2 separate regions of the Mus musculus genome follow, and region 1 is linked to region 2. Evidence: chromatin contacts called from ENCODE Hi-C or POLR2A ChIA-PET data. All regions are on one chromosome and are shown on one strand. The core of a region is the stretch at or near the end of the contact, and the rest is flanking DNA. Distances in the headings are between cores, read along the strand shown.

Evidence for each region. A loop is a pair of places that touch in the nucleus more often than their neighbours do. ChIA-PET counts read pairs that join two places held with the same protein, here RNA polymerase II (POLR2A).
Region 1: a map of heart shows a loop between it and region 2 (14-fold over the local background). The contact joins the promoter of Srcap here to the promoter of Fbrs in region 2. A Hi-C loop is called at or near these places in 8 of 37 maps with a recorded cell type or tissue (gastrocnemius, heart and left cerebral cortex). POLR2A ChIA-PET finds 5 or more read pairs at or near these places in 4 of 5 experiments (Patski and embryonic stem cell).

Annotation. Positions count from the first base shown.
Region 1 is chr7:127,509,356-127,513,345 of GRCm38, reverse strand. Srcap (Snf2-related CREBBP activator protein) reads right to left here and starts at 1,363. Exons shown (of 34, transcript NM_001304266.1): 1 at 1,008-1,363. It overlaps 1700008J07Rik (RIKEN cDNA 1700008J07 gene), which reads left to right and starts at 477. Exons shown (of 1, transcript NR_024331.1): 1 at 477-2,908.
Region 2 is chr7:127,477,629-127,481,164 of GRCm38, reverse strand. It overlaps Fbrs (fibrosin), which reads right to left and starts at 2,207. Exons shown (of 18, transcript NM_010183.2): 1 at 1,520-2,207; 2 at 1,050-1,229; 3 at 263-298; 4 at 147-176. The coding sequence starts at 1,966.

The DNA of each region.
Region 1 (3,990 bases), core at 114-2,613, 33 kb before region 2:
GTGCTGGGACTAAAGGCGTGCGCCACCAACCGCCCGGCAAGAAAGAGCTTTATAAGCAGACTTAAGTGAGGAAGGCGCCAAGGAGCCCTAACAGCCGGAAACAAGCAGGGTTAATAAAGTATTCAAGATCCGGAAGCATTTGCCTAGTTAATTCCTTATCTAGGTGTTGTGCTGCCTTGATTCACCCTTCAGAAATTCCAAGGATTGGAGGTAATCCAAAACCATGAGGCCCCAACTATGGACTCCAGCCTTCTTTATGACCTCCCAATACCCCCCCACCCCCCCCGCAGTGGACTGACCCAGCATGACCCTTGACCTCTGCCAAGTTTTGACTCCTCAGACGGCGGCCCCGCCCCCTCGCGGTCGCCCACCCCACCCAACGTGCTCGACCGGCTGGGGGAGGCGCCGGCGCGTGCGCGGCCCGGAGGCGGGGTGAGCCGGCGGCGCGCACGGCCAGATTGGGGAGGGGAGGAGGGGGGGATTCCCGCCAGAACCCGATCCCATAGACCGGGTCACAGGACTCAGATGTCCGCGTCCGTCGGCGCCCCCACATCCACAGACCGCAAAGAGCTCGGGAAGGAAGGGTTCGTGCGCCAAGTCTCGGGCTCCTAAATGGCTTATGGTGGGCGCGCGCCCGGACTACTCGTCCCGTGCACCCCTTTCCCTCGTCCGCGCCCCCGAGGGGAGGCAGGTTGGTGGGCGGGCAGAAGCGCACCTGGGTCCGTCCTCTCGAGGGCTGCTCGTTCGCGCACGCGTGCGCAGAAGGGCAGGAGGGGGGCGAGGCGCCGCTCTGACACCAGGTGCCGCTCGGCCCGACGCCCTCCCCCCCACCCCCGGCTCCGGGAGCGCGCGCAGGCAACCTCGCTCGCCAGCCCCGGGGCCCCGCCGGGCGGTGCGCGCGCAGCACCCCGGGAAGGTGGGAAGCGGCGCTCGCAGATGCGCGCGCAGGCACCCGTCAGGGGAGGGGAAAGTGTGGGGCCTCCGCCATCTTGTCTCCCTCTCCTTACCTGCGTCCTCGGGGGCGTGCTCACCACCCCCCCTCCCGCCGAGGAGGGGGGAGGGCCCCCTCTTGGTCGCCGCCTTCACCACTTTAAATTCCCCTAAGGGCCGTAACACGAGCCACCCCGATGCTCCCACCGCTTCCAGTCACGCCGCGAAGAGGTGCTTGGTGAGTTGAAGAAAAAGGAGACGCTACTCCCAGCGACCCCGCCGCCGCCTCCGCTGCTCCCGAGGCCTCACCAAAATGGCCGCCGCCGTCTCGGCCGCCACCGCCACTAGCACCACCACTACCACCACCACCAAGGCTCGTTATCGCTACCGCCAGAGCGGCCCGTCTTCTCGCGATACACAGTAACTGGAGGCTGAAGGGGCGGGTAGGCTCGCGTGCTAGCGTAGGACTGTGCGGCGCAAAGCAAGGTGGGAGTTGTAGTTCGCTCCGAGGCTCCATGCTGGCCCAGCACGCTTCAATAGGTCTGAAACTCGTGCTGCATTGCAGCTGCCCACTGGGACCACCCTTTGGATTTCGGAGTTTTTGTTCTTACATATCACCCAGTGAAATGAAACAAATGAGTAGAAGAGCTTAGACCTACTGATTCCTACAGCAGTTACTTTTTGTTTTTGAAAGGTGAGGTCTAACAATGTAGCCTTGGCTGACATGGACTCGCTATGTAGATCAAGCTAACCTTAAACTTACAAAGTTGCTCCTGCGTCTGCCTGGAATGAACGTATGCACCACCACTACCAGCTGCGGTTGACTTTGTAACACCGGTTTTCCCAAGAACTCTCAAATACAAGTACCATAGGTTTGCAGTCTTTTACATTTAAGAACTATTTTGAGAGGTTGAGAACATAGCTCAGTGATTAAGAATATTGGCTGCTTCCACTTTGAGAGGACATTCTATCTCCACACTAAAGAAGCTCCTAACAGTTATTCCAGTTCCAAGGAATCCGACACCCTCTTCTGGCCTCAGAGAGCAATACACAAACACGGTGCACAGACATACACGCAAGTAAAACTCCCATTCAAGTCAAATAAAAATCCTTAAGGAAAAAAAGGCTGGGTGGTGGTGGCTCATGGCTTTTAATCCCAATAGAGGCTGACGAATCTCTGACTTCAGAGCCATCCTGGTCTATGAAGCTAGCTCTAGGACAACCAAAGCTACAGAGAAAAATTCCTGTGTCTAGGGGGGAAAAAATCTCTTAGAGAATCTGATACTCCCTTCCGATTTTAAGGATGCATTTATTATCTACAACGGTTCCAAGGAAGATTTTGAGCCATTGGTTACATAACAAGACCCTGCCCCAAAACATAACTAATAATTAAGAAAACAGGATAAAAATAAATCAGCGATGGACAGAGGAGAAGCTATTGAGGGGAAATGGAAGTTGAATAGAGACTGGAAGAAAGATTCTTTACAGCTAGGTATGGTAGCATAAATGCACAATCCCAATTTACTGGTTGAGGCCAACCTGTGCTGTTGCATAAGTCAATACAAACAACCACACAGAGCACACACACACTAATATTCTAAAGTTCAAGATTATCCTGTCTAAAAAAAAGGATATGCATATAATCTTATAGTAACTATGTGTTGCTTTTTTTCACTTTAGTACTTTAAAGGTGTGTGTGTGTGTTTAAATAATTTACAGAGGCAGAGCTGGAGAGATGTTTTAAGTGGTTAAGAGCACTGGCTGCTCTTCTAGAGAACACAGGGTTTGATTCTCAGCACCCACATGGAAGCTTTTAACAGTTTCTAACTTTAGTCTTAAGGGAATTGAAACCTTCTAATACATAGACATACATTCAGGCAAACACTTATAAAAATAAATTCTAAAATTACAGAGGTAATAAATATTTGCTTTTGTAAAAATAAATGTAGTATGAATTATCAGTAAAAGGATTATCTGCAAAAAAAAAAAAAATTCCTAAATGTTCCCAGTACCCTGCCTAGAGAATTCTACCCAGAAGTAATCAGTGTTGAGTCCCCTATATCTAAATGATACCATAGTATGAATTGTTTCACACTTTTGCTTACACTTTGGCAATTTATAATTGTTTTACATTTTGCCTTTTCAGACTTATAATATCTAGAAAGATTAATAAAGATAGTGATGGGGCCAGATGTGGTGGCACCTCTCATTCCTGCACCCAGCAGGCATTAGCAGGGAAAATCTCTGAATTCAAGTCCAGGCTGGTTTACATAGTGAGACCCTATCTTTTTATGTCCCGTCCCCACCCCTCCACTTGTCCCTGTATGTCCCCTCCTCACCCCACCAAAAGAAAGAAAGAAGGTAGTGGAAGAAAGATGACTCAGCAGTTAAGAGTACTGGCTGAGCCAGGCGTAGTGGTGCACACCTTTAATCCCAGTACTTGGTAGGCAGAGGCAGGTGGATTTCTGAGTTCGAGGCCAGCCTGGTCTACAAAGTGAGTTCCAGGATAGCCAGAGCTATACAGAGAAACCCTGTCTCGGAAAAAAAAAAAAAAAAAAAAAAAAGTACTGGCTGGCTCAGGCTAGAGGACCTGACTTTAGTTTCTGGGACCAACAAGGCAGCTGGCAAACATCTTGCCTCTGCACTGCACACATTGCACAGGCAGAGATTTGCCACTAAGCCTGATGTGAATTTGATGCCTGAAACTCAAAAAGTAGAAGGAGAATAACGGTCTCTATTTCAGTTGGTAGAGTGTTTCCCTAACATTTGTGAAACCTTGGGTTCAATTCTTAGTGTCATTTTAAACAGATGTGCTAGCATAGAGCTATAATGTGGCATACAGCATCATTCTGGAGGAGGTGGCAGGAAGATACTAAGTTCAGGGTTATCTAGTGAGTCTTGAGACCAGCATGGACTATATGAAATTCTGCTAAAAAGAAAAATAACTAGCCCAGTTGGTAGTGTGCTTCTAGTGCATGCACAAAGCCATAGGCTGGCTGTCAGCACTACATAAAACTTGCTTTGGAAATGCATGCCTATAGTCCAGTACTTGAAGACTGA
Region 2 (3,536 bases), core at 958-3,457:
CCTCCTCAAAACTTAATTCTGGTTCAATATGCCCCATGTTCCCATTTAGGAAGGATGTCTATTGTTTGTGGGAGTTGTTCAAACTGCAGGCTGCTTGCTTAAACCCCCACAATAGTGCCCACCCAACAGCTCCTGGCCCCACTCACCCTCTCATCCAGATCACTTTCTGCGTCACACTGAGAAGATAAAGAGAAAGACATCAGGGGATAGGAGAGGGACCCAACAGGGAAGGGATGGGCCATTACAGGTAGGTGACACTTACTATATATCCAGCTTCCAGAGAGTGACGGGAGAAGGCCTGAGAAAGACCAGAGTCCAGAAGTAAGGGAGGCTGACTGACCAAGCAACTGTACAAAGCCACTACTCCCAGCAAGACCTTCAAGAGGACTTAAAAGCTACTCTCCATCATGCTCTTGTTTCTCTGTTTACTTCCACCTCCGCTACCAACCAGCTTACTATTTTCCTAATACTCTAGGTTCTCAAATCTTAAAACTGTATTCAAAACAACTTTTCCTCACTTCTTTCCTCAGCAAACTTCTGACTACACTGGGGCCCAAGACGTTCTAGGGGGCTTTCCCTAACCGCAACCCTCTGCCCATCCCCCAGACAGAATGAGTGGCTTCCTCATGTGGGTTTCTGTAGCACTTTGCCTAGATCTCTCCCAGATCACTGCCTTACACAGCTGCTCAAGCTAGTCTAGGTGCTTGCTTTTTGGCTGTTTCTTTCCCCTTAGGCTGCCACCAGCTAGAGGAAAGGACAGGACATCTCTTATTTATAATTCAGCTGTCTTTGATGTATCTCTTGAATTATCAGCTTGTTAGTAGTATACATAGCACAAGCAAAAGCAAGTGAGTTTGACTCTAGTTAGGTCCTTCAGACCTGGATTGGAGATGGGGCTGCTGTCCAATTTGTTCTGCCTTCCCCTGTGCTCCTAGACACTAGGATTACTGCTGGGATCGGCAGTTGTGATGCTCGTGGGAAGTCAGTCTACAGGAATGATATATTCCGACTGAACAAATTGGAAGGACTGGAATCTGGGACATGCTCACCTCTTTCCTTCTTCGCTTATTGGGCCATTTACGGGGCCTATCCCCAGAGGGTCGGCCAGGCTCACGGTCTGAGCTGTCCCCTGGTTCCCCAGTGGCCCCACTGGAGCCCCCCCTCTTCCGTTTCCCAGAATGCTTCAGCCGATGTTCCAGTCGTTCTGGGGGCTGAAGAGATGCATCCTTCTGTAGAAGAGGTGGTGGAAATGTGGTTGGAGAAAGAAAAGCTCCTTAACTCTCTAAGGGTGACCAAGTTACTCAAGTGCCTCTCAAGCAGGGGAACCTAGGTAGTCCCCAGACACTAGCTCTACCTCCTCCCACCCCAGGGTGGGGCAGAAACCCGGCAAGAGGAGCCGGTTGCTCTGGTTTGGGGTGTCACCACTGCCCCCTCAACCCCATCCTCTGTAAGGGCTATACCCTTCTCTCTGCCCTTCTGACCCACCTCCCAAAGACCCCCAAATCCCATTAGGGCACACCTGCAAGGCCTCAAGGCTGGCAAAGCTAGCGATGGCAAAACCATCGATCAGGTCTTCCTCCTCTTCCTCCTCCTCAGGCTCCTCCTCGGCTTCTCCGTCGTCTGCGCCCCCCTCTTCCTCCTCGTCCTCTTCCTCTCCGCGGCTGCCCGAACCGGCAGGCCGCTTCCGAGCTCGCGGTCTCGGGGGTCGAGGCCTGGGTCGGGGCCGCCGCCGTCGTAGGCCCCCAGGCCGCTCTCCAGATGAAGCTGACGACCAGGGACGGGCGGGCGGCGGCGGTGACGAGGAGGATGAAGAGCCTCGCGGGGCGGCCAACAAGGCCCGGGGCGCGTCACCGCCTGGACCTCGGCGGCGCCGCTGCTCCCGATCACGGTCTCGCCGCGAGCAGCGTCTCCGTCGCCGCTCCCCTTCAGCTGCCCAGCCCGGGCCTGGGGCCGCGGCCGTCTCCATGGTGACGGCCCTCAGCGCCGCATCCGGAGGCGGCGGGGCCCGAAGCGGCCTGTCCACAGGCCCCGGGTCGCGAGCGCGGCGCTGGCGCTTGCACAGGGACGGGAGAGCTCCGGCTTCCTCTTTAAAACAGGATCCGCTGGCCTCTGGCTTGCCCCAAGGCCAAGGCCCAGAGAGCCGGCGCCGCCCCCGGGGCGACAAGCCTGAAGGCCCCCCCTGTAGGGCTGGCGGGGCCGCGACGACTAAAACTGGGCGGCCGTCCCTTTAAGGCGAGGCCTCAAATTGTCCAGCCCCCGGCCCCTTTAAGACGACTCCACCGTGTCCGGCTGGTCTAGTGCGGTGGCGGCCCCGTGCCAGGGGTCGAGGCAAGTCTCCCAGAGGAAGAGGAAGGACCACCCCTTTAAAAGGGGCGGAAAGCACGACTTCCCCTTTAAAAGTGTCTCAAGTCCTCCGGCTGAAAGAGGCCACCCCTTTAAAGAGTCCAGAGGCCTTCAAACAGCGAGTCGTCCCTTTTTAGAGAGCGTAGCTAAGTTTCTAGCCCTTCACAGGCTGTCACTTCCCCTTTAAGATGAATTTAATGAACTTCTTGCGTGGGGCAGGAGGTAGGAAAACTCCACTTGCCCCAATTCTTCCAGCAGGAGTTGTTTGTCAGCTTCTGCTGTCCCCTTTAAGACTGGCGTTGGAGTCGGCCGAGTTCGGTACCCACCCCTTTAAGGAGATTTAACGAGGTCTCCGCCTCCCGTAGCCTTGAAAGGTGCAAGGGGGCGGAGCCTGCCGTCCAAAGTCCCGGATGTGAGGCAACGGTGACGGATAGAGCTTCTCTCTCTGTCCTCCGACATAAAAGACTCTTCCTCCTTTCCTCCGTTCCTAACCGGCTTGTAGCTAGAAGGATCCGGAAAGGCCACTGGACAGTGAGGAACTCCGCCGTATCCTCCTGTTGTCTTCTTCGGCGTCTACGGCTCTTCTCCACCAGAACTTCCCTGCCCCTCCTCCCTCTTCCTCCTCAGCCAACGCCTCCTTCCTCTCTCCGCCTCCTTCCCCCTCCCTCCGAGGCTCAGTCGTTTATAGGTTGGCAAGTAAACGTCAATGCAAAGGGCGGAGTCAAAGTCGCCGGAGTGCCGGACGTAACAGCCTTCAAATGTGGGATTGGGTTGTCAGGTTAGCCCCGCCCTCCCCAGGTCTTGTGACTGGACTGGTCCGAAGTAGGTGTTTGGAGCAGTTCCTTAGGCCACCCGCCTCTTCCTGCTCTCTGTTTATTGGCCATCTACTGAGAGACAGTGCGAGGCACTGGGAGGTGGTGCCTGGAGTGGTAGGCAGCAGGCCACTGGTAGGCGTTAGGCTGTCCTAGGTGCGCTTTTCTGGTGTGTAGTGGCTGCCTTTTTGCCTGTTGGTATTTCGCGCAAGCGCATGGCGCTAATGCCTTCTGCCCGTCTTTGGGCGGATCTGTCTACCGTGGCGTCTCAGAAAACCCAAGCACGATCCGCGAGAGTCAGAGGTGGGGCGGAGACCAAGCTCCCAGTGGCCGTCCCTTCCTGTGCTCAACAATAATAAACACTTTGCACTCCAGTGCGAA